Regions from separate parts of the Homo sapiens genome. Here region 1 is linked to region 2. The links are chromatin loops, found by intact Hi-C in ENCODE. Cell type or tissue: heart left ventricle. All regions are shown on one strand. Links, peaks and the distances in the headings refer to the core of each region. The heading gives the core; the rest is flanking DNA.

What was found. Peaks named below come from ENCODE experiments on the same cell type or tissue, not always from the same donor. Only the 100,000 strongest peaks of a DNase experiment are listed, where the experiment ranks them.
Region 1: a loop joins it to region 2, with 2.6 times the contacts of the local background. A loop is called at or near these places in 10 of 110 quality-filtered maps.

What each region holds. Positions count from the first base shown.
Region 1 is chr1:56,699,225-56,716,574 of GRCh38, reverse strand. It overlaps PRKAA2 (protein kinase AMP-activated catalytic subunit alpha 2), which reads right to left. Exons shown (of 9, transcript NM_006252.4): 7 at 12,100-12,604; 8 at 10,357-10,483; 9 at 1,240-9,100. The coding sequence ends at 8,862. Among named protein-coding and RNA genes, the nearest start is that of PRKAA2, 63 kb to the right of the region's middle. In heart left ventricle, for the core only: CTCF peaks have their summits at 6,900 and 7,100 (motif pointing right); no DNase peak of the experiment used is centred there.
Region 2 is chr1:55,151,363-55,164,141 of GRCh38, reverse strand. It overlaps USP24 (ubiquitin specific peptidase 24), which reads left to right. Exons shown (of 68, transcript NM_015306.3): 8 at 1,878-1,943; 9 at 4,457-4,531; 10 at 5,106-5,264; 11 at 6,772-6,886; 12 at 7,091-7,194; 13 at 9,364-9,471; 14 at 9,676-9,771; 15 at 9,862-10,023; 16 at 10,225-10,272. Among named protein-coding and RNA genes, the nearest start is that of USP24, 58 kb to the left of the region's middle. In heart left ventricle, for the core only: no CTCF peak of the experiment used is centred there; a DNase peak (open chromatin) is centred at 8,411.

The DNA.
Region 1 (17,350 bases), core at 2,663-10,662, 1.6 Mb before region 2:
TCAATGGAAAGACTAAGTTTACCTTTTATTTTCAATTTTGTATAAAAATATAGTAAAGATAATGGCATCATCAGATAAAAGGCAGCATACTAAAGCACTTTACTGTAACAGAGGCTTAACACTGGCCTACTCATAAACTCACTGACATATAGGCCAGGCCCTCCAGCAACCTTAAGATGTCCCAAGACCTCCCTTCCCGCTTCTGAGTTTCTCTGTGATATACTCACTCTTCTAAGATGTCATAGCAACCTTCTTGACCAGGCCCTCTCCTGCAAATCTTCAAAACTTTTAAAAGGTATATTCTAGGGGGAAGAAATGGAAGAGGAAAAATATGAACATACAATAACAAAACTAAGAAGTGGCTGCCTCTTATTATGGGTGAGATTTTTCTGATTCTTTAAATTTCCTTCACTTTTCAAATTTCCTACAGGAAGCATCTATTATCTATGCAATTTAGGAAATAAAAAATATTTTCACTAATAAAAACAAATCCATTCTTTTCCTTCAAGTTTAGAAAAAGCAAATTGAAATCTTTACCTGTATATCCTGATTTTAATATGCTTGCATTTTTCTTTTTCATGAGGGCTAAAGTATGCTTTTCAAAAAGCACATAGTCCAGGTGGGCCCAACTTAATCACATAAGCCCTTAAAATTTGAAAAGGAAGGCAGTAAAGTCAGTCTCAGCAAGTCAGAAACATGTAGTTGAAGAGAAGGAAGAAGAGATCCAACCCATAAGCCACTTGTTGCTGGTTTTGAAGATGAAGGGAGCCAAGGGCCAAGGGATGATGGCCTCTAGAAGCTTTAAATGATTCCTAGCCAACAGCCAAAAAGGCAACAGGGACCTCAATCCTACAGCACCATGGAATGAAATTCTGCCAACAACTCAATGCAACTGGAAACAGATTCTCCTCCACAGCCCAGCCCTATCAATGCTTTGGTTTTCAGCTTGTGTGACTTGAGGCAGAAAAACCAGCTAAGCCTGCTGGGTTTCTAACATATAGAACAATAAAATAATTTGTATTTTAAGTCGTTAAGTTTGTAGTAATTTGTTACAGCAACAGTAGAAAACCAATGCAATAACTCAAGTTAAAAACTATAATGTACAACTAAGATGACAAAAATGAAAAAAGATGGTGTGAAATCACCAATGAGTATAGGCAATCTTTTCCACTAACAACTTTCCTGTAACTATTAGTTGGTGTGCAGAATACCAGCATAATGATGGAGCAGAAACAAAAATAGCTTTCAAATGAATCAGAGACTTTTAATTTGATTTTGTGAAAAAAGCTTATAAGCAATCAGACAGGCTGCTTTTCTCCTTTGTGTTTGTTACCTATGAGTTTCATATGGTGCAAACATTAATTAGGAAGAATCTGTAACTATGAAATGCTATGTAATTCAGGAAGACATCTTTTCCATATGGTTAATGAAAGACAAATCCTTCCCATATCATTTAACACTCACAAAAAGTATATAACAAACAAAACTGAAATTTGAATCGGAGTTTATTTGAACAGAAAAGCACTGGAAGTCTGTTCATTTTTTTTTCTTGAAACCAATTATAAAAAGTGGTCCCAATTTCAACAATTAAAAAAAATTTTCAATAAATACGTAATGAAGTACTTCAATGGGTCAATGTATCAACCTATGGATTTTTTTTTCTTTTTCAAAGGTATGCTAAGAATGAATGAATGCAGGATGTTTTTGAAAAAAAGTAAATATTATATCCTATATTATGATTGTCATGACACAACCAAATGGCTGTTTTCAGTTTTATTTGTTGCATTCAAAATCCACTGTATATTTAAGCATACATGACAAAGAACACAACCATTCTTCCTAAAACAATAAAGATACTATCCTTAGAGTTCACAGTTCTACAACAACTTTACATTAAATGTTCAAAACATTGTACAACCACAGATATTTGTGAACAGTCTTGAGAGCTGTATTTTGGTACATTAAGGCAGCTTCAGCCAACATTTTAAGAGATTCTGAATATTTGTTACAACACAGGACAAGTTTGATATTTGAATACTTGAGGTCTCAAGAAATATTAAATGTCACCTAACAACACCACAATTTGTGAAACTGTGATCTTACCTAAAAATCAAGATACTCATCCTATCAGTATCAAAGATACTTATTTTTTTTAAAAAAAGGAATTTACATTGAATGTGGGGATATAAACCCTGTATTTAAACAAGGGCTTTCAAACAGTTGCTCACACACATCTGTGAGGTAGGTTATTATCCACATTTTGTAAATCAAAAAACTAAATGAGGTTACGTGACTTGCTGCTGCTTCAGCAGCCAAAGGAAGAAACTGATTCCAAGTTAGATTTTGTTCTTAGCTCTGAGTTGTTTCCTTGACAAACTTTTTAAAGGGTTAAAATATAAAAACTGCCATTCATCAAATTCATTTATAAAGCATGAGAAGGTAGCCAAATGTTATGTTTACCAAGGTGACTTATAAAGTCAATCAACATGAAAGAAATAGGAAAATACATTTAGTGAACAACTTCTGATAGTGATAGGGAGAGGTTTGACCAAGGGAACTCAATCAGGCAGATGCAAACAACATGATCATTTGTAGGAGGCAGATCTAAGGAGAACTGAGAGGGATTAGAAAAAAAGAAAATATAGTTTAAACAAGTTTTTACTATTACTCTTCTTATAATTTAAGGGAGAAGGCACAATTTAGTGTTTTTTTTTTTTTTTTTTTTTAGAACAGTGGATCTCTCTTCCACTTTAGGAAAATGTTATCTGTCTAGAAAAATGGCCATTTTTGGTAGCAAAACTTAAATGTGTAACTGTGAAAAATGCACGTTTAAATTAGTAGAAAAAAAAATAACAATGCAATTCTCCTTGGCTAGAATGTTTTTGTTCCTCCTTGAAATTTTAAATCAACACAACGTAGCAACCCTCCCTGCCCACCTCAGAAAAGGTCACACTGTATGCACTGTATGAACCTTGTCAAAATTCTACGTATTATTCAAAAAAGTTTTCATGCCAGGATATTCTCCAAATTCTTTTTTCATTTTTTTTTCTGGAGAGTGCTCTATTCTAGGATTTAATTACACTTCAAACGTAATTGAAATTTACCTACCCTGCTTGTCCAAACAATCAAGAGCCACTTCCATAAAATCTAAACTACTTTAGATATAAACCATTTTTACCAAAAGTCACATCATAGTCACAACTGCAAACTGGCATTGCTATGCAAGGCTGGCAGTAAACATTAACATTAGCTTGCAAAATTAATACAGGCCTACAGTCTGATAACTCTTCTAGACCCAGCCTGATTCTTATCAGGCTATGGATGAAGAAGTTTAATTAAAACTCAATCCAGTCTAGACTGTGTGACCTGTTCTTTGTGCTATTACTGTTCAGTGGCATCAAATGCATCATAATTATAGGTGGAAAGGCTAGTAATGATGCCAGCAACTTGTTTAAATGAAGTTTTTATAATTTTTAAAGCTCAAACATAAGTACATTTCAAAGTTTTATAAGGTTTGGGAGAAACTCTATCAAGCTAATAATTCAGTGTTTGTAAATTAGAAATATATTCTATGAAAATAGTTATATCATGTAATATACATACAAAATGAAAAATCAATCTGCATATGAAATTTGGATAAGACTAATTCAGATAATAGTCAAAAACTATAACAATTTAGACAGGGACTGGGGCTAGTTTTCTTTTTCCTTTTTTTGTTTTTTTTTGAGACAGTCTTGTGCTGTCACCCAGGCTGGCATGCAGTGGCATGATCTTGGCTTATTGCAATCTCTGCCTCCCAGGTTCAAGAGATTCCCGTGCCTCAGCCTCCCGAGTAGCTGGGATTACAAGCAGCCTGTCACCACACCGGATAATTTTGGTATTTTTAGTAGAGACGAGGTTTCACCATGTTGGCCAGACTGGTCTCGAACTCCTGAACTCGGGTGATCCACCCACTTTGGCCTCCCAAAGTGCTGGGATTATAGGCATGAGCCACTACACCCAGCCTAGTTTTCCTTTTTCAAAAATGATTGTGCTATAAGAATCACATAAAATTATAAGAAGAATCATGTTTTAAAGTTTCTTCAGCATTTTTAAGCACCCTCAATAACTCAGAAATACTTATAAAAACCAATATGCTAATCATAAATACTTCAGATAATTACATCTCGTTAGTACAATCAACTGCTTAAAATAAACTAAGAACTATTTATTTAAGACTACTTTATGTCACTCTAAGACTTGAAAGCAATACATCTGTGTTTATTTTTACTACTCAACCACTCTGATGTTTTATTAATTCAGACTGTTCTTCCCCAGAGGAAAGGTGGTTTCCTATAAAGAGCAATTGATCACTGCTGGATACTTGTATGGTGTTAAAGCTTTATGAAGAGCTTTCTGGTCCTGCTTCCTCATCTGGAAATGGCAAAAATGCTTTCTCTGGTTACCTCTCAAAGTTATCGTAATAGTAAGTAAACAATATGAAGGGTCTCTAGATCGAAAAATCACTATAAAAAATATATGGAACACTTTCATCACTCCAAATTTGTAATGCTTTGCTTCATGCCAAATGGATGTGATGTTTCACCGTGTTTGGTTTTCTGGATGATTTTTGCCATTTGCATTCCTCCAGCAGCTGTATTTAGAAAAATATTCAAGTATATACCTCTGACATGCCTCACCAAATCAAAACAGAAACATTCACACTCATATAAAAACTCTAAATATATAAAAAGTGAACACTAACACAAATCATATGGAAAAGCAGAAAAGAACTTTAAAGCTCAAAGGTACCTTAGAAGTGTTAAAATCTACCTTTCTCATTTTAGGAGTTATAAAAATGAGGCCAAACATAGGATGTGACTTACCAACAGATTGCACATATCCCTCGTCCAGAGTTTTTAATAGAGTCTTTGAGAACTACTATTAAAATAAATTACATTCCCTATTTAAAAAGCCACAGGGTGACACAGGAGAACCAAGTAAATAAATGCAAGATTGAAAAGGTTTGGGTCTTAAAAACAAATAAACAAAAACAGACAAAATTGTGAACATGTCTAGCATTTAGACACTCAGCTTTTACAACCATTAATAGGATGTAAATTAGTACCCGGTGAATAGACAAAGTGGTGTCTGTGGCAGGCATGTTCCAGGTTTTTACATTTTATAAATCCAAAGTGAGGTGCCTACATTAACTCAGTACACTGCACATTATTCAATGCTACAGATAAATCCAAACAGATCAAAAATCTACAATAGTTGCTTATGATTTTTTCTAAACTATGTCTCATTTAACAGTAAAAATCAATTTGTATTCCCTGAGTACAAACTGTCTAGGGAATAAGAAAAAGCAAACTCAGAATTATAAAACTGTCCTGAAAAACCCATTTGCAGAAAATGGAGAATTGTTCATGCTACATATAGCCAATACCCTGACATAGAAATATAATTATTTCTGATTAATTTAGCCTTCTGGATTCTCTTTATAGATAGCTAGTATAAAGGAATGTAAACACTAGAGATTACAAAAGTGTCTCTTAACAGGTTAATCAAAACAAAAACCCAACTTGTAAATGGTTTGCCTACTTCCCTCCCTGCATATTCTATTTGAGAAGGTAGCTGTTCCTACACTGAAACATAAGGAATTAGATCTTCATATGGTATCCCAAAGAAAAGTATTTAGAAAATGTTCACTGACTACACATTTTAAAAGTAAGAATCAGTGACACTGATTCATTACCCACTGAGCCATAAGCATGAGTCATTAGTCTCTTAGACTTTTTTTTAACAAGTAATCTTGTTTCAGGTTTTTCAGTCACCCATGCATAAGAATAATGTTGCACTCAAATAATAATACAAGATGATTAAGAAAACCAAGGTGTCATGAAACAAGTTGCAGACACAGAAAATTCTATTTAATCCAGCATTCACTCACGATGAACATGTCTGCAAGTTAAAACAAAGTAATTCTAATTTTCAATCAGATTCTCCCAACAACCAGTAAGAGAAATGGAAGTGTTAATTATTAACTACCCTAATTATGGCATTCTGGGACAGTATTTTCCTAAAAAATGTATTTCCCAAATTTGCTTTTCATGGGCTATTAAGTTTTTTAAAATGAAAAATTAATTTGGGCAAAGTTCAACAAAGTTATGTGGCTTTCTTTTTTTCACAGAAAGACCTGTCAAAGTCTTTAATGCTGACATCCACTGTCATCTTCGAGGGGAAGAGTAGCATGCAACATTTTTCAAACTTAGTCCATGCAATCATTTTTTCTGTGGAGCATCTCACAGGATATACTTTGGGAAATGCAGTTCTAGAACTACATGGAGTCCATTTCCATGATATAACTAAGGCCTTATCTATAACCTCATAATAGAAGCTCTTCTCCCGTGTCTTCACTGGAGGAAATTATTCTTAGCCCACATCTACCTATCACATTCAGAGTTTACAACACTGAAATGTGGAAATTTGGGGCTAACAACTGATTCTTTCCCTCTATCTGCCCATGAGCAACAAAAAGCCTGCTGTAACAATGTTCCAGCTCTAATTGTGCTGGACTGCATCTCCTGAAATCTTCTAAAAACCAACCACCTAGATTCACAAAATAGCTGTTTTAAAAACATACACATAAAAGAACCCAAACTGTGACCATTAGTTCTCCTAAAATTCAGTAGGTAAATATCAAGCTACAGCTGTTCATAAATACTGGCAAGAATTAGAAAACAGTAAATAATTAACTCTCAAAAAACATGGCAATAATCCATATAAGGTAATTTTGATATGAACAATTTTTTAATATCTGACCTATTAGACTAATGGAGCTAAAACATCACTGGATTCCTTCTGTTTCTCTGCCTTCAAAATTTTTGTGGATTTTGTCATTGGGGTTAAGTAATCTGATTAGTTCCTTATTTCTAAGGTAATTCCATTCATAATCAGGCAAATATTATGAGGTGGCCCTGTTTTTTCCCAAAAGAGGTATGGACCCATTTAGAGAACCCAAAACTATGCCATATCTATAATGGACCAGGCTAACACAGCAGGACTGCTTATCACTATACAAATAATCATGTAAAAATTACCTTTTGGTGCCACAAGATGGCAGTCTTTCAATAATTAAACCTTAAACTATCTCAAATTGCAACCCGCCCTCCTTCCCAAATTGGTGAACTATTCATTTATCTTGATATTAAGAAGTTGGACTTATAAGTTATTTAACATCAGTTTTTAAAAGATCTGCAAAGCCATATGATGTGACACAACGCAAACTCCTGATTCAAAGAATATTTAAAGATAGACACACTTGTTTTCCACTAACACAGGAGAAACTTAGTCTAACATTCTCATTTGCTTCTTGGCAGAACATACATTACTTTTGGCAAAGAGAAGCCTGTCAAGGTAATGTCATTTTTTTGTTTTCAAGAGCTTAATTTTTTTAGGGTAATCCAGGTAAATAAGTGTTAATTACAACATAAAAATAACAAATGAATAAATACAAATTAGATAAATTACACAGAATTTAAAATTAAATACTTTTACTAAAACAAAATATAATCAATAAACTATTATCTACCCTGCTATAGTTTGTGTTTTTTTAATCTTAAAGAAAACCTGCACAAAGCAAAACAAACAAACAAAAAAACTGGTTTTTGCTTAAAAGCACTGGTGTGTGAATATATATATTTATTTATTTAAGATAAAAATTTTTTCTTGATGTTCAAAGCTTCCCTGCCCTATCAGGTTCAACAGTAAAGGTCATAGCCAGCCCTTAGGGCCAGAACAGTGTTTTCAAACTTGGACTAGAAAAGATTCAAAGCTATATCAATCAACCACTCAGGATCAAACAATGAACAAAGACAATAGTGACTAGGTGAGGTGAGGTGAAGGGAGTGGCTTCCAATGAAGAATTAGCATTATGAGCTGCACCAGGACCCTAACACCTAACACAGAAAATAAAGATCAAAGATAAGGATTCTCATTTAAGGGACTGTTGATACTTTGCTTTGTTTCATTTAACTATTTTATCACTGTTGGTGAAATGCAAAAATAAATAGAGGCAAAAAGAATTTGAGAAAGGTAGATTTTGAAGACATTTTTTAAATGACGTAAGTTTATGTAAAAGACAAAAGTTGTTGCAATTCCAGATGTTCCAATATTAATTTGAAACTTGAAGGCTCTTAAGATAAATATATTATTCAGGGAAATCTCAAGATAAAAATCCTGAGTTAGTTACAGCTGTTTTTAAGAAACCTGAAAATTGTGGTTACCTGTTACATGACCACAGTCCTTCTGTTGAATACACTAGGCAGTATTTGTACAAATACTGTTAGAAAAACTTGGCTTCTGAAATCTTGGAGGCAGGTTTTTAAGATTTCAACATTTAAATAATATCTTACTCGTGGTTCTTTTACTTTTTAATCTTCTTTTGTTAAAATAAATTGGGGGCATAAACACAGCATAAAGCCTACTGAAATTTAGGAAGTAAACTAGATTTACCTACACCAAACAGCAAAGCAAGGAGGTGTTGCCAAACCACCCTTACATTGAGATGGTTCGCCAGTGTGGTGTGTTAATCGTCTGTAGTGAACTCATTATTGTAATTAAAAATCTTCATTGATATTAACCTATTAAAGATATTGCCTATGTGAATTTATCATAGGCACAATAGAATTACAGATTTCTACAAGTAAATAAGATGTCAGATATTTTGTTTTCAGTAATTTCAATAGCATTGTGTGCCCCTGGAAATAATTCATGTTTCTCAATTAGTATTGCAGTGGATATTATCCAAAAGTAAGATAAAAATTTAAAGAATATAACTGATTTTCATAGTGCAATAACAGAAAGAAACTAGAGACAGATCAACGGGCTAAAGTAGTAATCAGACTGGCACACATTTCAAAAAAATCCATGGTGTGACTGCCCAGGCGAGGTGAAACTGAAGACAATGTGCTTCCGGTCAAAGAGCCAGTGAGAGAGCCAGAAAGTGAATGGCTCTCTGCAGTTGTGGAATCAAAACTTGATCTTGGTCTGTGTAAGCCAGCAGCAGAACAGGAACGCTGAGGTGTTGAGGAACCAGATCTCTGCTCCACTACTTCATCTGAAATGGACCAAAGAAGAGCAATTTATATGGAAAGTATATATGCCCAAGCCCTTCCTATGAATTTATGATATTCAGAATATTAAGTAAACACATCTGAGCAAGGGCAACTTAATAATGAATGTCATGTTTCTGTGTTGTAGAAACACAGTCTTCTTCCTTCCAACAATCATAACAAACATCGCTACCAATCACAAGACTTGCACACAGTCAAAATGTGGCCCCTAAGTCCTGCTCAAATTGGAGTAATCGGCATTGATATTGGAATCAAACTGATATCTCTGCATGTGAAGAAAGCATATCCTTGACAACTTATTTTCTTCTAGCATATCAACAAAAAAAATCACTAAGGTAAAAACAAAAGTCACCATCATATATTGCCTTGGGGAGGTGGAGGGCAAAGTGAGAGAAATCTTGTTAAAACTGCATTTTCTACGATTCCCAGGACCAATCTCCAGAAATTCTGATTTAATAGGTCTGGAGTGGTTCCCAGGGATCTGCGTTTTAATAACAACAACATGTAATTTCGATGAAACAGGTCTGGGATCCATATAAACACTACCATACATAGTTGATGGTAGTTCAAGAGTAAAATTTAAATGCTTCGTTTAAAACAACTTCCCTAACTCTAAACTCCGTTCCATTCTTGTTCCATCCAGCACCTGACCCTTAGTTTATTCTGGTTTTATCCCACTTGGGCCTCTGAAATGAATAATCAGATTTGGTTTACCCAAGTTTAATTCTTGGCACACACTAAGTTCTTGGACATGACAATTTTCCCTGACGCCTTTGGCTCCTTGATTGCCATGGGTACCTAAATCCAACCCAAATCCCAATGGAGACCTATTTGGTCGCCCTGGCCACCCAGGATGAGGAAAGGTGATGAAGGAGAAAGTTTAGACACTATAATACTAACTAATAAAATATGAATGGAGAAATATGACAAAGAATCTGACAAGTCAGTTAATTTTGAAAAGTAAAACCTGCTTCCCTGTTGTTCCTTACTTGTGCTCCACGGCCAACACTTCAAATGATTCTTTTACGCCACGGAGATACTTCTTGTGGAAAGATGCCAGGTAAGAGGTATTCAACATGTCTTTCATCCTTTTCACTTCACTTACATTTTGGTTAAGTCTAGATTGCTTAAAAACCAGTGCAGGACCTACCCACCGGATGTCTTCGAGATGATTTTAACATCTGGTCAACTAGTGCCAAGTTTTATCTTCTCAGAGCTCATGCATGCATAGCTTCCTTACCATCAATGCTTTTAAAGTCCAAAAGATAGCTCCTGTTATCAACCAGGTAAAGTTGTAAGCTCATTTTCACGTAATTGCCAGTCACTGGATTTTTTCTTCTTACACGAAGATGGTATGCATTCACTACCTAAAGTGAAAAATCAATAAAAATAATAAACTACAAAATATCTACCTTTTTATGCAAAAAAAGTCAAAACAAATAATTAATAGGGGTGAGGTAGGAAAGGAATACGAATAATTTTTTTATATTACTGGTAGTTCACTTTAGTATTTATTTAATCCCCACTAAGCAGTACTGTATGGCAATTAAGATTTAAAGGAAAAGCTACTTGAATAAATTTGGGGTACTGAAGAAAAAAGTGAAAGATAAAGGAAAAACTTAAAGAGAACCCAGAGATTACATAGGGTCCAGCTTTCACTCTAGATAAGCATCAACTCTAAAACATCAATTCTAATTTGGTTGTCCAGTCTCTGCCTGAACATGTTCATGGATGATTATGGAGTAGAAGGAACAAAGAGGACCAGGCACAGTGGCTCACGCCTGTAATTCCAACACTTTGGGAGGCCAAGGTGGGTGGACCGCCTGAGCCCTGGAGCTTGAGACCAGCCTGGGCAACATGGTGAAACCCCATCTCTACAAAAACATACAAAAAAAATCAGCCGAGTGTGGTGGCAGGCGCCTGTAGTCCCAGCTACTAGGGAGGCTGAGGTGAGAGGATAGCCTGACCCTGGGTTGCAGTGAGCCAAGATCGCGCCACTGCACTCCAGCCTGGGCAACAGAGTGAGACCCTGTCTCAAAAAAACAAACAACAACAACAAAAAATAAACAAAAAAACAACACTGCTTTGGGTTTTCAAAACATCTGTGGTACTAATTTCAAAATGTTTCAGTACAGAATTTTAAAAATGTTAACGTCTCTTTTTTAACTAAATAAGACTGCTCCAAAACAGAGAGATCTGTTTTTTAAATGATTTTAAGAAAATATTCATTTCATGTACAAATAATAAAATGAAAATGACTGATTTATTTGAACACGTCAAATGCATATTTATGTGGTAAGTTTGCACATTTTTCTTCTTCCTTTAAAAGTTCACAATCCTCAAGAAAAGAACAAGAGTGAAAGGCATATCTGAAAAGAAAAAATGCCCCTCCCCACACATATATTCAAATAGAACTCAAATGAAATTGAGCACTAATTTTTAAGAAAAGCAAACTGTGGGCTGAGAGTAAGGAAAATGTACTCTAAGTATTAAAAGCACTAGCCAAATAAAAGAGAATATCACAACTTGGAGAAAAGTGTTTATTGACTGAATAAATATGTCCTGATGATATAATTTGTATCAACCACTAGCTATTACAGCCACCTGCCTCTGTCACCTAAAAAAAAGAGAAAAGAAAAATAACCTCCCTAAAAAAAAAAAGAGAAAGTAAAAACATACTATCTTTGAAGACACTCATGATTTTTCATTGCTATGATGCATGCTGAAACTGGTAAGCTATTTTCTCAGATGATTTCTAGTTGATTACTTTTTTCTTGACCAAGAACACTTCTATAATTCAAAATATGTTGGTTCCCAGTATCAACCACTTTTCATCCTTATAGAGGTTATTTGTTTTGTTTTTAATGTGCATAGCATATTACTAGAAAAAGTTGGGCTTAATACTCAACTCAGGAGCTCAGAGCAGCTTATAATATAGAAAAATGGCTTCTACAAATGATCTTATTACATTATAATTTCCTACCTTCCATTCAAAATCCAGCTGCTTCATAGCTCGGTAAACTTCAGCCATAATGTCATACGGTTTGCTCTGACTTCGGATTCCAAGATGCCACTTGGCTTTTTTCACAGCTAAAGATTTGGGCTTAGTCGTATTCAGTGCATCCAATGGACATCTTGCTTTGGGGCTGTCTGCTATAAGAGGTGGCATCCTTTCTGGATGAGGTTTCAGGCCTGGGGGAATATGCATGGCACTATCATCCATAAAAGAACCAGATGGAGGACTAGAGGCGAGGTAGAACTCACTGGCTTGGTTCATTATTCTCCGATTGTCAATGATAAGATGATAAGCCACTGCAAGCTGGTCTTGAGGGTCACCACTATATAAACTGTTCATTACTTCTGATTCTGTACATTCAAATTTTTCACACACTTCTTTCACAGCCTCATCATCAATGACGTTAGCATCATAGGAAGGGTCTTCAGGAAATAAGTAACTGGGCAAATCTTGTTTAAACCATTCATGCTCTCTAGGAAAAACACCACAATACATTATTGTAAGACATGGTTTGGCAAGTCCAAATAATTTAGACATAGGGCAATATAATAGAATATAATCAAAAGATCTGGTCTCTAGACCTAGCTCTGCCACTTACTAGCTATGTGATCCTGAGCAAGTTAATTACCCACCACCCTTGAATAACTATGGTTATTAAGACTTGGCATTTGGACAACATTTTCTCAAAAATGAAAAAAGCAAGCCCATCGCTTTAAGGAAAACAACCAGCAATATTTGTTGCCAATGATAAAATTCAAGCTTTCAAGCAAAAATTTCAAATTTTGTATTATTTGTGTGAGTTTAACAGCTTCTCAATACTTAAAGACTTTCTGATAAAGTTGGTGTTAATAATAATAAATATGCTTTTTTTCTTTTCCAACCACTTATCTGAGTGAGGTCAGACCTTCTTTACACACTTCAACTAATACAAAATAATGCAACAGACTGAATGAAGAAGGTATGAAAACCACACTTCAGCTAATACAAAATAGTGCAACAGATTGAATGAAGAAGGTATGAGAACCTAGCTGTCTTTGATATAAAGTAATTCTTCTCACAATTTTTTTTGGAAAATATGGTTATTTTTCATGAAAGATGTATTATTTAACATAGTTATTTTTAAGTAAATTACATATTTTCTTAATTTCTCAGTTTTAATTCTAATGTAGTAAATATTGATAGATAATAGCCTACATTTTAAAAAATCCCCCTTGAGGTCCTCAATAATTTTTAAGAGTTACAAGATTTTAAAATCAAAAAGTCTGAGAACTGCTCTCCTAAGCCTTATTTTCTCACACTTCTGGGCCTTTGTGCTTGATGTTACTATTGTTATCCTAGAATACCAAACCATTTTCATCTAACACAAACTACTCCTTCGAGATTGTTTAGGCATTATTACCTGGTAGAACTGGGCATCCCCTAAGTTCAGATGAAGATATATTCTGACTGAATGTCTTCTATTCACTGATTAATTTATTTTTGAATATTTACTGAGGACATACTATGGACAAAAAGAACCATTCCTCCCAAAGATTATATTTTAGCTGCACAGAGATTAAACAAATATACATAAAATATAGTTACAAATATACAAATATGCAAATCCTGTGATAAAGATTGCAAGAGAAATTGCATAGAGTAAAATGAGAGTATATAATTTAGAATGAGAGGCAGGTGATCAGGGAAGCCACTCTGAGTAATATTTAAGCTGACACTAGAATGATCTGAAGTCAGCTATGCAAAGAGTTGCAGAACAGATATTCCCAGCAAAAGAAACAATATGTGCAAAGACCATGAGACAAGAAAGAGTTATGCTGTGCTCTAGGAACTGGAATGAGCTCAACATCATGAAAGAAGAATGAGTTATGAGATGGAGTACCAAATGAAATCAGATATTTCTAAGAATTGTAGGCCATAAAAAGGAAATCTCATGATTTGAACTGGTGGTTGATGAAAATCATTGAAGGATTTTAAAGAGACAGGGTAGCATAACCTAGTTATCATTCTGTAAAGATCATTTTGTTTGTGGTATAGAAAATGAATTGAAAAGATAAAAATGATGCTGGGCGCCGTGGCTCACGCCTGTAATCCCAGCACTTTGGGAGGCCGAGGCAGGCGGATCACCTGAGGTCGGGAGTTCGAGACCGGCCTGACCAACATGGAGAAACACCGTCTCTACTAAAAATACAAAATTAGCCGGGCGTGGTGGCACATGCCTATAATCCCAGCTACTAGGGAGGCTGAGGCAGGAGAATCACTTGAACCTGGGAGGCGGAGGTTGCGGTGAGCCGAGATCGTGCCATTGCACTCCAGCCTGGGCAACAAGAGTGTAACTCCATCTCAAAAAAAAAAAAAAGAAAAGATAAAAATGATGATGGTGATGCTAGTTGCAATAGTCCAAGTAAGAAATACTGGTGTGCCAGGCCCTGAGGATATGTACAAAGATAAAACTTCTACAGCTACTAGACTTTTCTATCACAATACATTCTTTTAGTTGTTGATTTTTTTCTTAATCTTGCCCAGTAAACTGACAACTTCTTTTTTTTTTTGAGACAGAGTCTCGCTCAGTCACCCAGGCTGGAGTGCAGTAGCTCAATCTCCACTCACTGCAAGCTCTGCTTCCTGGGTTCACGCCATTCTCCGGCCTCAGCCTCCCGAGTAGCTGGGACTACAAGCACCTGCCACCATGCCCAGCTAATTTTTTGTTGTATTTTTTTAGTAGAGATGGGGTTTCACCGTGTTAGCCAGGATGGTCGCTGACCTCGTGATCCACCCGCCTCGGCCTCCCAAAGTGCTGGGATTACAGGTGTGAGCCACCGCGCCCGGCGACAACTTCTTGAAATAGTGACCATACCTTATTTAGCTCTACCCTACTACCTAGTAGAGTAAATGCTCAATAAATGCTGCATATATGATAAATAGACAAAGTATGGACACAAAAAATAATTCATTCATGTGTTTATTGGCTATATAATAATATTAAGCACCTATTAATGTTCAGCAATAAAAATAACTTGAGATAGATCTTTTCTATATATATTTTTTTTTGAGATGGAGTCTCGCTCTGTCACCCAGGCTGGAGTGCAGTAGCGCAATCTTGGCTCACTGCAACCTCTGCCTCCCAGGTTCAAGTGATTCTCCTGTCTCAGCCTCCCGAGTACCTGGGATTACAGGTGCACACCACCACACCCAGCTACAAAAGAAGTAAAAGAAGGCAAAAAATTATGTTACATGTCTAATATTTTTTAAATATCAATGACAAATAGAAAAGTTAAGCACTTTCAAAATAAACTCAAAAAATCTATTATTCCATAAAACAATAAAATACCAGCAAAAACTGTGAAAATCAACTTTTTCAGAACACCGGAAATTAACCAAAAACTGTGAAAATCAATTTTTTCAGAACCCTGGAAATTAACCAAAGGCTTGCAACAATCTGAAGACTGTTTATTCAAGAAAAATGGCTGAATCTCAATAAGAAAGGTGAGATTTGTGGCTTTTTAAGTTGCCCTAAGTCCGCTTCCCTTTGTCCAGCTCCTGGGCAGCCTTGAAAACCAACAGCCTCATAATCACAGAGCTGAGAAAACAGGAGCTTAACAATCACTGGGGCATTGAGGTGGGGAGAATAGAGGAGCAGAATAGTTTAGAGCTCCCCAAAAATCTTACCATGAGAGAACTGTCATTATTTTACATGTCTAGCAGTTCTCTGGAAACCTCCACTCACAAGCCTGGTTTTTATGTGACCTGACTCAGAGCTTACTCCTGCAAACAGCCTTCTCCCCAGGGCATTTGTTAAAAAAGAAAAAACAAAAATCAATGGCAACTGTCTAACATCGCAACTGCCTGAAGCAGCAGTGAAAGCTGGGTAAAGGAAAAGCTGACCAAAACACTTAAAAGGAAAAATTAGGAAACACAATTTCCAGAGGGGTCTTTGGAAAGCTCTGATATATTTCTGGGACTCAGAAAGGCCAGAAACAAATGCAGAGTTGTGTGTTTGCCTGAGAAAAAATTGAAAGGGCCATAATTTCTCACCACTGGCAGATTTTGAGGCTCTGCACAAGCAGGAAGTGAAGGCTAAGGCAGAGTTACAACTGCCTGTTGGAGCACTAAGGATATACCCCAATATCACACAAAGCCCATTAGCAAAGGATGGGAGACTTATTAGATCAGGGCATTTAAGGAAATTGTTATCTAATCACTAGCTGATCATTAAGCAAACCAAAGAGAGATTTCAGTAGCCATATATAAAAAAGAATACAGATTTTACAGAATCAGATCAGGAAAATCACTAAACAAACAGAAGTAGCAGCAACAACATACGACAATTATAAACTCTAGGTATATACACCGAAGAGAAATGAAAGCATAGCCATACAAACTGTGTATGTAAATGTTCATGGAAACAGTAGTCATAAAAGCCACAAATTAGAAACAATTCAATCTTCGTTAACTAATGCATAAACTAAATGTAGTATATTCATACACTGGAATATTTTTCAAGCAAAAAAAATGAAGTACTAATACATGCTACAGTAGGAAAGTACTTTGTAAACATTATGCTAAATGATAGATGCCAGATACAAAAGACCACATACTGTATGATTCCATTTATATGAAATGTCCACAACAGGCACAAACACAGAAAGTAGATTAGTGGTTGCCAGGGGATAGGAGGAAGGGGAAATGGGGAGTGACTATTAGTGTGTATAGTTTCTTTCACGGATGATAAAATAGTTCTGGAATTAGATGGCCGTAATGATTATGGAACTTTGTGAATACACTAAAAGCCAGTGAATTATACAATCTAAAGGGATAAATTTATGATATGTGAATTATATTTTAAAAATTAATTTTAAAAAACAATAAGGAAACAATCTAAATTTGATTTCTAATTCATTAATTTAGTCAAATGGCCATAATTGTTTGTAATAACTGACAATTTTAAAAGCCATCTTTCTAGCTTTTGATTTTCAGGAGTCAGTTTCTGAACTAACTCTACCAAAGTGAGCAGTAACTAGGATGTTTATGAAGGTTCATCTGAGACAAAAGCAATTCACTTCACATGGGCTATTATACAGGCATCAGAAATTATATTTTTCTATCACTACTACCTGATACCTGAAATTGATATATGACTTAAGGTTAGATTATAAAGACTATCAAATTTTAGAAACCTCATGATATGCCCAAATTTCTTTAAGTGCAGCTAAAAGGTTTT
Region 2 (12,779 bases), core at 4,780-12,779:
CAGTGTTTTTAATGACTGCAAGTGATATATTTCTGCAAATGGTATACCATGATGCAGACACTTACTAATGGGCATTGGATTATTTCTATGTTTTTGCTATTATAGAGAGTGTTCCTTATAAATATGTCTTCATGTACGTGCAACTATTTCTGAAAGATCAATACCTAGAGAATGAGATTTCTGAGTTGAAGATTACAGTCATTCCTTGGTATACTGGGGGATTGGTTCCAGGATTCTGGGTATACCAGAATCTGTCTATACTCAAATCCTGTAGGCAGCCCTGCAGAGCTCACGTATATGAAAAGTCAACCTTCAATCTGGGATGCAGATTTTGCATCCCAGGAATATTGTATTTTCAGTCCTCATTTTGTTCAAAAAATCTGCATGTAAGTGAACCCATGCAATTCAAGCTTGTTTGTTCAAGGGTCAACTGTATATTTGTTTTAAAATTATAATTGACAGTGCTAAATGTCTTTCTAAAAAGCTTTTTTGCCCATCAGTACTCCCACAAACCCATTTCATAATAGTCTCATTAGTGCTAAATATTTTCAATCTTTAATGTTCCAGTATGATGGACAAAAAATGGTATTTTATTATTTAATATGTAATACTCTGATTTCTTGTGAACTTGAGCATTTTGTCATATGATTATTGGTTATTTGTATTTCTTCTGTGAATTGACCTAGTTTATTTAGGTCTCTTTGGGTGACGTGTTTTGTTAATTTTTAGGAATTATTTTTATATTAAGCTTATCAATGCTGTATCTATTTTGCATATTTGTAAATCTTTTCTCCTAGTATTTTGCTTCTTTTCATTTTTATTGATGGTATCTTTTGCTATATAGAAGTTTCAGACTTTTACGTAGTCAAATTTTTCCTTGGTGTCTTAAAAGTTTTCTAACTTGCTTAGATAATGTTCTCCCACCTCAAGTTTATAAAAATATATTTTTTCTTTTTATACTTTCATATTTTTATTTTTTTAACTTAGTCCTTGAATTCATTTAGAATTTATTTTTGTATATTTGAAAAGATAGGGATTTAATTTTATTTTCTTCCAAATAGGTAGCCAATTGTTGTTAGATCCTCTGTTGAATAATCTCTCTTTTCCTTATTATTTGTAGTTGCTGGCTTAATAATATCAAAGGCCCGTGTGCCAATGGATTTGTTTCTGGACCTCTGTTCCAGTCATTTATTAATTCATTCATTATTTGGTTCATTTCTGTACTGTTGCAACATTGTGTTCATTACTGGTAGTGTCACTTCTGCCCAGTATCATTCTTTTCTAAAAAAATTTTTTATTGTTTCCATATTTTTAATGTTCTGGGTGTAGTCAACCTGTCAGGTTCTGCTGTAGAAAATTCTACTGAGATCGTGTTTGGAATTGCATTAAATTTATAGGTCAGTGCAGAGAGAATTGATGTTTTTACAATAATGGTCTTTTCCATTTAGAAACATGGTGTCTCCCCATTTATTTGGGCTGCTTTAATGTATTTTAGTAAGGTTTTATAATTTTCTTCAAGTAAGCCTTCAGTGTTTTTTGTTTAAGGAATATTTCATGCCTCAGCTATTCTCTCCTTTTTTAAAAAAATGTATAGTATTCTACAATGTAACTTTAAAATCATTTTATCTAATTCTCCAAAGATGTTTTATTGACATATTCTGATTTAAATTACATTAAATTTCTATAATAATTTAAGCGGGTTGACATCTTTATATCAATTCTTTCTATCCAGGAGTTTAGTTTCTCTAGTCTTCTATTCATGACTTGATCAACTCACTATTTAAACTTTTCTCTGATACATGAAAAGGGATTTGTTTAATTTTGACAGGAAAAAAATCCTCTCAAATGTATTTTTAATCTTCACTGTCTTTTTCCAGGCTGTCTCAGCACTGATTCAGCCCTTAGGAGTGTGTGCAGAGTACCTCAATTCCTCCGTGGTACAGGTAGGATTAAACCATTTCACATTACTTCATATGATTGAAGACATGCAAACAGTAATAACTTCTTTTTATCAGGTTATTCAGAGTGGTCTTTAATCCAGAGTAACTCCTTTTTTCACATTAGCTGTCCTTTTAATAAAAATGCCATCAGATAATAAAAATTGTTGAATAATTTGAAGTATAGGAGACCTAACATTTGAGAAGGCCATTTACCTTTTCAGTTTATCATTTTATAAAATATAATTTTTATTTATTTTTCATTTTCTTATCTATAAAGTAGGCAGCATATCCTTATTTGCTTCACAGGATTATTTAAGGATTTAATGCCATTATGTATTGAATCAGATTAGTATTTATGTATTAAATCGGCTAGGCTCACTTACTGGCTCAGTTGCTCACTTCTGAATACCAGCTTAACAGCACATCTTGTCTGATTTCCTACCTCCGTAGGATTGTAAGTCAGCAGGTCATAGAACAGTCAAAGCTGTGAGTGTTCAGTTTTCTAATGCTAAAAGCCTATTCTGCTATCCTGTTTCCTTCATTTCAGTTAACAAGTTTTACCGAACAAAATGTCACGTTGAAATACTTCTGTTTATTTATTTTTATAAATAAGTCTGTGGACCCTATAACTTCTATAGAGCTTTTAAAAAATCACCATAAATGGTTTTGAAAGCACAGTGTCCTTCTGGAGCAGTGTTTTTAAATGCACTGTTCTTTCCAACATCACATTTACTTAGGGCCATTTTAATAAGGGAGATAGGATTTTTTTTTAGTAGGTTCTGGAAATTTCTGTTATTTCTTTTTTCTTTTCTTTTCTTTTTTTTTTTTTCCAGACAGAGTCTCGCTCTGTTGCCCAGGCTGGAGAGCAGTGGTGTGATCTCGGCTCACTGCAACCTCTGTCTCCCAGGTTCAAGCGATTCTCCTGCCTCAACCTCTTGAGTAGCTGGGACTACATGCACGTGCCACCATGCCCGGCTAATTTTTGTATTTTTAGTAGAGATGGGGTTTCACCATGCTGGCCAGGCTGGTCTCAAACTCCTGACCTCGTGATCCACCCACCTCGGCCTCCCAAAGTGCTGGGATTACAGGCATGAGCCACTGTACCTAGCCAATTTCTGTAATTTCTAAATGTTAAATGCTTTCTTTAGATGTCAAGGTAATCCTGCAAGAGTTTTAGGTGAAATAGGATGGCTGTTTACATATTTCTCCATTCTGTATATTAAAACCTTTAGAAACAGCTAATGTTCCTTCAGTTTATTAAGCATATAAATATCATTAATTTCATAGTTGAAACACTAAGACATAAAGAGGCAAAGTGATTGGACTTTTTAATATTTTAATAATAAACATTAATACTTTAATAATCAGGGTCAGGATTGGGTTTTAAACACATGCTCTTTGCTCATGCCTTGCTATGTGGAAGAGAATTTAGCATAAATACCCCAGCTGCTAACTAATATTAAGGTCTTTAGAAATTCCAGATTTTATATATGTAAACAGAGTGTACCTTAAAAAGAACAAGAAGTGTATGAATTCCCAACCAAGCACATCTGACTTCATCTTTATTTTAATTATGTCAAACCATCCAAAATTAAATTCATTCAGCAATAAACTCATATAATACATGTTACTTACATAACAGTTGTCTCTACTACTTGCTACTTGTATGACTTCAGAAGACTCTTATTTAACTTGTATGCCTCAATTTCCTAATCTGTGGAATGGCCATAATAGTAATAGCTGTCTCAAGAGTTGCAGTAAGGATTAAACAGCATGTGCTGAAAAGAGCACTATGACTCTCTTAACCATAACAGCTCGCTCTCCTTCCTATACAATTGGCATTAAGTGTAAAAGAAGAAATTCTATCTGGATAACTGCCTGATGTCATTTTAGCTCATTGCTAATGTATTCTTGGCTTTGACAGCCAAATATTGTTTATCTCTTTCTTCATCAGCTAAGTTTTAAATATTTTCTTACTTAGATGGAAGTGGTAATTTAGATGTATTAATAGCTAATACTTTACCATTCTCACATACTCTTCAGAGTTAGTTTTCTGGTTGTGTTACCATTCTGGAGCAGTGTATTGTATGAATTTCATCTATAGGCCTCATTCACATCAGTAAGCAAAAATCGTTCATATGACAGCATAATTTCCATGGTCTGTGTTTATATTCAGTTTTAAAAATCAAGCACAAAATATTTATTATAAAAACAATTCATGCTGTGTTTTAAAAGTTAGACTGTGTGTCTTGAGTCACTCTTCAAAATTACCTTTATAAGATAGTAATGACAGAAAATGTACTCATATTATAGTAAAGAAGCTGAGGCACCTAAGATTAAGCAGAGTCAGTTAAGGGTTTATTTGGCAGTATTAGCTAGTTAGTAGCTGCTCTGATATGAAAATTTTTATCTTTTCATTGCACCTTCTCCTTTGTGAATTGTAGATGAAGAAGTATTCTCTCTCTACTTTTGGGACAGCTTCGGGAGTTCTTAACTGTAGCATTTTATTTCTACAGCCCATGCTAGACCCAGTCATTCTTACTACAATCCAGGATGTACGGAGTGTAGAAGAGAAAGACCTCAAAGACAAGGTAAATGCCTTCTCCAGCCAGATAGGCCCCAGTGCCAGTTAGTTCACAGAAGCAGAGCCAGGACTTAGCAGGGTTCACACACCATGCTCTTTGAATTCTGGTCACATGCATTCACATCGAATTAACTTTACATTTCCTAATTAAAAAGTGCTGTTTCTGAAGCACCATTGGTGGTTGTTACCTCTAGTCAATAGAGTTAATACAGTGTTCTCAGTAAGTGATACCATTCAGAATTTTACTAACATGATTTTGATGGTATCACAATTGGCATAGAGAAAGTTTTAAAATAATACAGTGTTACAACTTACCCAGAGTTGTTTAAAGCAATTTTACCATTTAAATTTAATATGACTTATTTTGTCTACCCTAAATTTTTCACAGGACCATTCCCTTTCCTTTACTGCTCACCCATGTGCTAAGTTTTGTTTCTAAGCAAAATGAAGTTAATTGGCCTTGTAAAATATCAGATACTGCCAGACCACTGTTACCCTATATTCTTGTGTATGTTATAAGAATTGGGATCAAAATGTTTTTACAGTTCCTTTTTTGTTTTTTTGTTTTTATTCAATAAAAGAGATTGGTTAGCATCCCTGAGCTCTTGTCTGCCGTTAAGTTACTTTGCATGCGCTTCCAACCGGATCTGGTGACAATTGTGGATGACCTTCGACTAGATATTCTATTGCGCATGCTGAAATCACCACATTTCAGTGCTAAGATGAATTCTCTCAAAGAAGTAAGTTTTTCATTTGTTTCTACAAGACTTAATGCACAGATACTAAGTTCTGCCAAGATGTATGCTTATTAATATAACAATTTTGGGAAATATGAATAATTTATTGTAATCATATAAAAAAGAGAATGATTGTGTATAAAATGTTGTATATAATTGTTGGTAAAGACATCTTCTGTGTTACTTTCAAAATTTACATCTGAAATATTTAAAATATTTACTGTTTTTGTGAAATTTCCTAGAATATAATCCCTTAGAATATACAGTTTGAGATTTACTTTTGCTCTAAGGGTACAGTTGGTTTTGTTTTATTTCAGGTGTAAGTTTACTTAAACCAAATCTTCTAACTGGGGTTGGGACAAAAACTAAATGACTGCAGCAGTGTTGGTCAAAGCAAAATGATGGAAATAATTTTCTGTAGCTTTCTGAATTTGTTATCATATCCACAGAAACAGCACAGTTGGTTTTGGTGTGTGACACATGGAGCCAATGCAGTTCAGTTATAATTCACTTATTTTTTCCTTCGGTTTTGTATTGTTAGGATTCTTGACTACCAGTGAAAGAAACTCATCTTGAACCATTTTAGACCAAAAGAGGAGTTCATTGAAAAGAGGCTGGGTTATTTTACATGAATGAAAGGTTTACTAGCCAGACAAGAAAGGATGGGCACATGTGGGCAACAGAACAACTAGAATTTGCAAGCTGACCACTGTCAGGACTCTGTCCAAGTCTTGTCCCTGCTTTTCTTAGTATGTTGGCCTTGCTGCCTCTCTACCTGCATTTGGCATTTTTCATACGGTAGAGATCAAGACAATGAATAGATCCGATGTTTCACATCCTGCAGTTCCCATCACCGGAGAGGGACTGACTCACTCCTTCTGCATATGAAGTGTCTTCCTGACACTTCTGTATACTTTCCACATATAAAATTTGGAGGGAGTGCCTGATTGAGGTTTGGGTTAGATGTTCATCCCTGAGCCAATTAGCAGTGGTCCAGGGAATGACAGCTGTAAGAATGACTCCATGTTCTTTTTTTTTTTTTTTTTTGAGATGGAGTCTCGCTCTGTCACCCAGGCTGGAGTGCAGTGGCACAATCTTGGACCACTGCAACCTCCGCCTCCTAGGTTCAAGCAATTCTCCTGCCTTAGCCTCCTGAGTAACTGGGATTACAGGCGCCCACGACTACGCCCAGCTAATCTTTTATATTTTTAGTAGAGACAGGGTTTCTCCATGTTGGCCAGGCTGGTCTCAAACTCCTGACCTAAAGTGATCCACCCACCTTGGCCTCCCAATGTGCTGGGATTACAGGCGTGAGCCACCGTGCCTGGCCCTCCATGTTCTTTTTAAAGGGACATCACAAATGGTAGTCTGTTAACTTCTTATAACTGGCCTTTGATATATTTTGGCTAGTTATTGAAGCACATTGTAACATTGTAAAAATTATCTATCTATCTATATAAATATTTGATAATGTATATTAGACTCAGTCACAATAATCTTATCTTTTTAGGTAACCAAACTAATAGAAGATAGCACTTTATCCAAATCTGTGAAGAATGCTATAGATACAGACAGATTATTAGATTGGCTAGTTGAAAACTCAGTTCTGTCGATTGCACTGGAAGGTAAGTTGCTTTCAAAAATAAAAATTACCTAACACATAATTTAAATAATATATCTTTGTATTAAAAAGTATACAAAATTGTTGCTTTGACTGTATTAGTCTTTAAATGATCTTATAGTAAGTTATTGTTTTGAATCAATAGAATTATATTTAGAGAGTCAGTGTTCACTATATCTGACTTTCTCTCTCATGTTTCTTCAATTAGGCAACATAGACCAAGCACAATACTGTGACCGTATAAAGGGAATTATTGAACTCTTGGGTAGTAAATTGTCGTTAGATGAACTCACTAAAATTTGGAAGATACAGGTAGGTTGATCAGAATTATTTTTGCCTTTGGCTAATGTTTTTGGACTACAGGAGAGCGAAAAGGGTGATGAGAGAGCAGGAAAACGGAAACTTTATCTTGCTTTAAACAGAGCAGCTGTACCTAACCCACTTTACAGTTTCAGGTTTTTATTAAGATTGTATGTGTAAATCCACTCACCACAAGAAGTTTCAAACTGCTGATCTAGTCTGGTCTTCTAATTTTTTAAATTAAAAAATGAGAAGGTCATATAGCAGTTAGTGGCAGAGCTAGGAATAGGTGTGTGTCTTTGTTTATCAATCTAGTGTTCTTTTCATTATATTATTAATTTTCATTAATAATTTTTTTCCCATTTAGTCCCTATTAAATAAAGATGATTGGTGAGTTTGTAGATCTCATCTTACTAGGACTGTCAAGAGGTGTGACAGAATCCAACATAGTCTTCAATTTTTTTTTCTTCACTTTGGTCATAGTCCATTTTACTGGTTTTCCTAACTTTCCTAGCATTGCTCCTTGAGTCCCCTTTACTAACTTATTCTCTTCTACTTTGACTTTATTTGTTTTTTTCAAGCCTTAGTTCTTAGCCCTTTTCTCACTGTATTGGTTTTCATAAGTCAATTGCAGGCATTCCTGTGGCTTTGACTACATTTGTATGCTGTTGACTCTGAATTAAATCTCTAATTCAGATCTCTTCTTGGAGCTCCAATGCAGTATATCTAAATATGTAACACACATTCCCATGCATAGTGCATTGGCATCTTAAATTCATTATATCCAAACATGGTCATTCTCCAGTCTATTTCATTAATGGTATTATTCTTCATCTAGTTGGTAAGCCAGAGAAAAACCTGGAGCACTCTTTGACTGTATCAACTTAGTCACTGTATCAGTCAGAATCTAGTCAGGAAGTAGAAACTATGCTAGGTATATCAAGCAAAGGGAATTCATTACAGGGGATTGTTTACAAAAGTCTTCCTAAGTAAGGTAGAGGAGCAAAAAAAGAGAATGTTGGAGAAGCAAAAAGAAGGAAGGGGTATTAAGTTCAAGGAAATGAAGCTGCTCTTGGAGGTGCTTTTACTTTAAGTGCTGGAACTGTCAAAGAGGTGCTACTGCCACCAAGGTTTCCAGAGTCCCTTGCAGCCACAGCCAGCATCTGCATCCACTCTGAACCTAAGCCAGACGTACTTCATCCTTCATCCTGCCACTCATCTCCCAGCGCTTCCTCTCATTGGCAGAACGTAACAGGAAGTTGGCTGGCAGAGGAGTTTGGGAAATGTAGTTGGCAGGCTCCCAGCCCAGCATTACAGAGCAGACTATAAAAAGTCAGGTGCAGGAGTAAAAGAAAACAGTCCCGGGTCCCAAGATATTACTTCCCATGTCTTGACGTTGGTGGAATACACTCATATAATTTTGTTTTGCGAGTATAAATTTTGAATCCACATAAGGTTGAAGATTTAGGTTGAAGATTAGAGACCATGATTTATATATTGTATATTCCTACTACATTCAATGAATGACTCTATGTGCATAGTATATATTGAGAAAATTCTTAAGGAATTGAATCTAAAAATGTCCTCTTTGATTTCACATCTCACATGATGAACAGTGAGGCATGACAGTGACATAATTGACGTTATAAAGTGAATTTAAACCTTAAGGTTGACAATAGGGTCTATAGCTCTGCAGCAAAGACTTACTGCCAATAGGATAAATAAACATTAATTGAAATCACAAAGTATCTATGAGTAAAATAAATAATGAGGCAGGTAATACGCTCAATTGGAACCTTCAGGATCATTTATAAAATGTCAAAAGTGGGTACATTTGTTTTATAATTCAATCTGTTTAAATCTTTCAGCAGTTGAAAATATTTTGTTCTCTTCTTGAAGTGAAATATGTCACACTGAGAACTTGATTCTCATGGGGTTTTTTTTTTTCATTGTCGGTTTAAAGAATTAATGCTTCTAGGAATTTAAATAAGGCCAGCTGATAACGATTAATAATGGTTGCTTCATATAGTCTTGCCAATATTATGCAAGTGGATGCTGATTACACTAGAGTCAATTTGTCTTTGTTATATTTTTGCTTGTGCTTCTGTAAGTTGCCAGGGGGAAGACTTAGGTTGTTCCGAGTTCCAAGACTTAATTTTTTTCCAATGTTTCCTTTTCCAGTCAGGACAATCATCTACTGTGATTGAGAACATTCATACTATTATTGCTGCAGCGGCTGTGAAATTTAATTCAGATCAGCTTAATCATTTGTTTGTTCTCATTCAGAAGGTACGTGTTCAGTCAGACTTGCTTACTTTTAAATTTTCTTAAAATAAGCTCTTTTGAGGTCCTGAATACCCCTCCTCCCCACCAGTTAGCAGTATTTAAATGTACTTTTCTTACGTTGTTAATGTTTTTAGCTCAAGTTTAAAATTTTTGCATATTTTGCCAGTTTGATCGTGAAGCAATTCCTGTGTCTTTTCCGTTCTACAGAGCTGGGAGACTGAGAGTGATAGAGTAAGACAGAAGCTTTTGAGCCTGATTGGACGAATAGGCCGGGAAGCTCGCTTTGAGACCACTTCTGGAAAGGCAGGAGAATCAAATGGATTTTTCTAGCTACAAATGCTCAAAGCAGCTATTTGCATATTGGCTGGCTGATCATATGTAATATTATTGTAGGTTTTAGACGTACTCTGGGAACTGGCTCACCTTCCAACCCTGCCCAGTAGCCTTATTCAGCAGGCCTTGGAGGAGCACCTGACAATCCTTAGTGATGCATATGCAGTGAAAGAAGCAATCAAGAGGAGCTACATCATCAAGTGCATAGAAGATATTAAGAGGGTTGGTTTCAGCTTTTATCTGATTTTGTTGTTAGAGCAACAGTATTCCCTGAGTAATTAGAGCCAAATAATTTTCCTCCCCTGTTATGTAAATTAAACTAAATGCCATATCTGGAAGCTCTTACCTTAAAGTCCAAGATCGGGAAATTATAGGTATTGCTTTTACCAAGTCACTTATATTTCTCTTAAAATGAATTTTCAGCCTGGAGAATGGTCAGGTTTGGAAAAAAACAAGAAGGATGGATTCAAGGTAAGAATTTGCAGATGGAACCAACTAAAAGGTATACTAGTTTAATAATTTCCTTTAATAAATTACACCACAATTTTAAAATAATAGTATGTTTTAGTGTTTCTTAATGTTCATATTAAACTTGATGTCTAAAAATTTGTTTATGACCTATGCTTTATTATTTAAAGCTTGGGAGGTGCTCTTAATGGGAAAAAAAATCTAGGATCACATTCAAAGAGTAATTTTATTATATAATTTTCATAAAATTAGAAGATTTTCAACTTAGTTTTTCTTTTTAAAATTAAATCTAAAGTATGCACAGTTTTAATAAGTACAGTGGACTCCAAATAAATATTGTGCTTGTTTTTCTCCCATAAAGGAGAAATGGAGGAGCATTCATAGTATGAGAGAGAGAAAGGAAGGAGGTTCAGTCATCGATTGCACATAGTAGTGTTTCAGGTTCTTCATTTAGACATGTTCCTAAAGTAATTCTATAGGCAGTCATTCAGTGAGTATCTGTTGCTGGGGCTTCATTTTAGAAGGTAGGGTTGGATACGGACTTGTATAAGAGGGACTGGGACTGTAGGTTACTGTGAACTTCTGGACTGTCCTTGGAGGTGGTGGTTAGCAGATTGAGCGGTAATGATTGCAGCTCTCCTGTTGTTCCAGTCCTTAAGCCTCAAGCCTCTCCTCTGAGAGGGCTGATCACAGCAGCCAGCTCAGTGGACTGTGCTTCTGTTGTTGCAGCAGCCCTAATTGGAGCAGCATTGTCCTCTCACCTAGACCCTCAGGGTGCCCAGACCAAACTTAAAGCCTAGCACTGGAAAGGCTTCCGCTTTCTGATTTTCATTTTATTATTAACATAAGAAAAGTTTTGGTAGAATAACTAGTGGCTTAATAATTTCATTAGTAAAACATATTCCTTGGCTTTTGTTAAGTATTTCTTTAAAGGATCTTGGATACTGCCAACTAATTTTCATTGGTATATTAAGAGACTCTTAGCTCAGTGGGCTTTTATTTCTTATGTTGTGTTTGATCACAAAGTTTAGTTGGGGGCATTGAAGAACTTTGTGTTTTATATTTCTGACACTGAAATGTGACCAGGTGAATTTTCTACATGTAACCCAGCTTTAGAAATTTTAAAAGGTATTTGCAAACTGGAGCTGGTAATTCTCAGGTTATGAGGAATTTTTCTTTTAACTCAATAACATTGCTTTCTTTTCACTCAGATACAATTTGAATTTTTCCAGTTTCCTTAGCTCAGTGATTCAAATAACTTAGCAACCTCTCCTTATGATTAAAATTCATCCAGTTACTGAAGATGTTTAGAACCTTCAATAGTAAGAGGAAAAGGGTGTCCATAGAAAAATGGTCTTGTCTTCTCAGCAACAGACACGTTTCTTTTATATATAAAAGGTCAAAGCTGAATGGATTTTTCCCTCCCTCCAGGGAAGTGGCGTTTGAAACCAGAATATCCCTCCTGACCATTATTCCTTCCTTGTTACAGCTAAACATTACTTAGCTTTTCTAGTCAGTTGCATCACTGCATCTTTATTGCTTCTCTTTGCAGTCATTTCATTTATGTCTGTTGTTTTATAACAAAACTCAAAAAGTAAAAGGAGAATTTTTGGAGTTATTTTGTGAGACTCGAAAGGAATATTCTTTCTTTTTTATTTCCCCACTGCTCCCAGTAAAGAAATACTGGTGTACCATTATTTCATTCTAAACAATAATATCTTGCCTTTTATATAGCACTTTTCAGTTTACTAAGTGCTTTCATGGACTTTTACAAAGTACACATTGCTGAAGGGGGGCAGTGGGAAGATCAAAGCCCCCTGGATATGGCTCCAGGCAGGGGGGTGAATTATTTACTTCCACTAAAGGTGTTTTTCTATGCTATGCCCTTTCCTGCCAGGCAGCAAGGTGGGCTGACTGGGGATTATGTCTCCCTGCCAGGCTACACAGAAACTAAGCAAAGGGTAAGACAAGATCACCCACTTCTTACTCCCCTCCCACCCTCAGCTACCTCTATTCCCCCAACTGATTACCCTTCCCTCTGCTTTTGATACTCTTAAAATTCCCAAGTTCCACTGTTGTGTTCAGAAATTCTGGCCTTGATTTCCTAACTTTATTTCTGTAGATTCTGCAGGGTACCCTCGGCTCCCTTGGTCCTCTTTCCTTTGCTGCTTCTATACCTTCCACTGTCTACCCCAATCCTTCCCTCTTATGTCACTTCTTTTTTTCTTCAATTAAAAAGTTTAAATGTACTCATCCAAAAAAAATTACTAAACCAAAAAAAAACCTCATTTTTCCTCAGTTAGTTGTACTGCATATTCCTTAAGTTGTTTATCTTCAGGCCACCTACCATAGCGCCTGACAGGCTTTTAGCAAATGTTGGTTTCCTTCCTCTTACTTCCTCCCCTTCACCCTATGAGGACACCAAAAGCCTTACATAGCCATAGCTGAGTTGCCTCTACTTACCAAAACACGTAACAGAAAGTAAAAGTAGCAAGATGTCCTCAGTACAG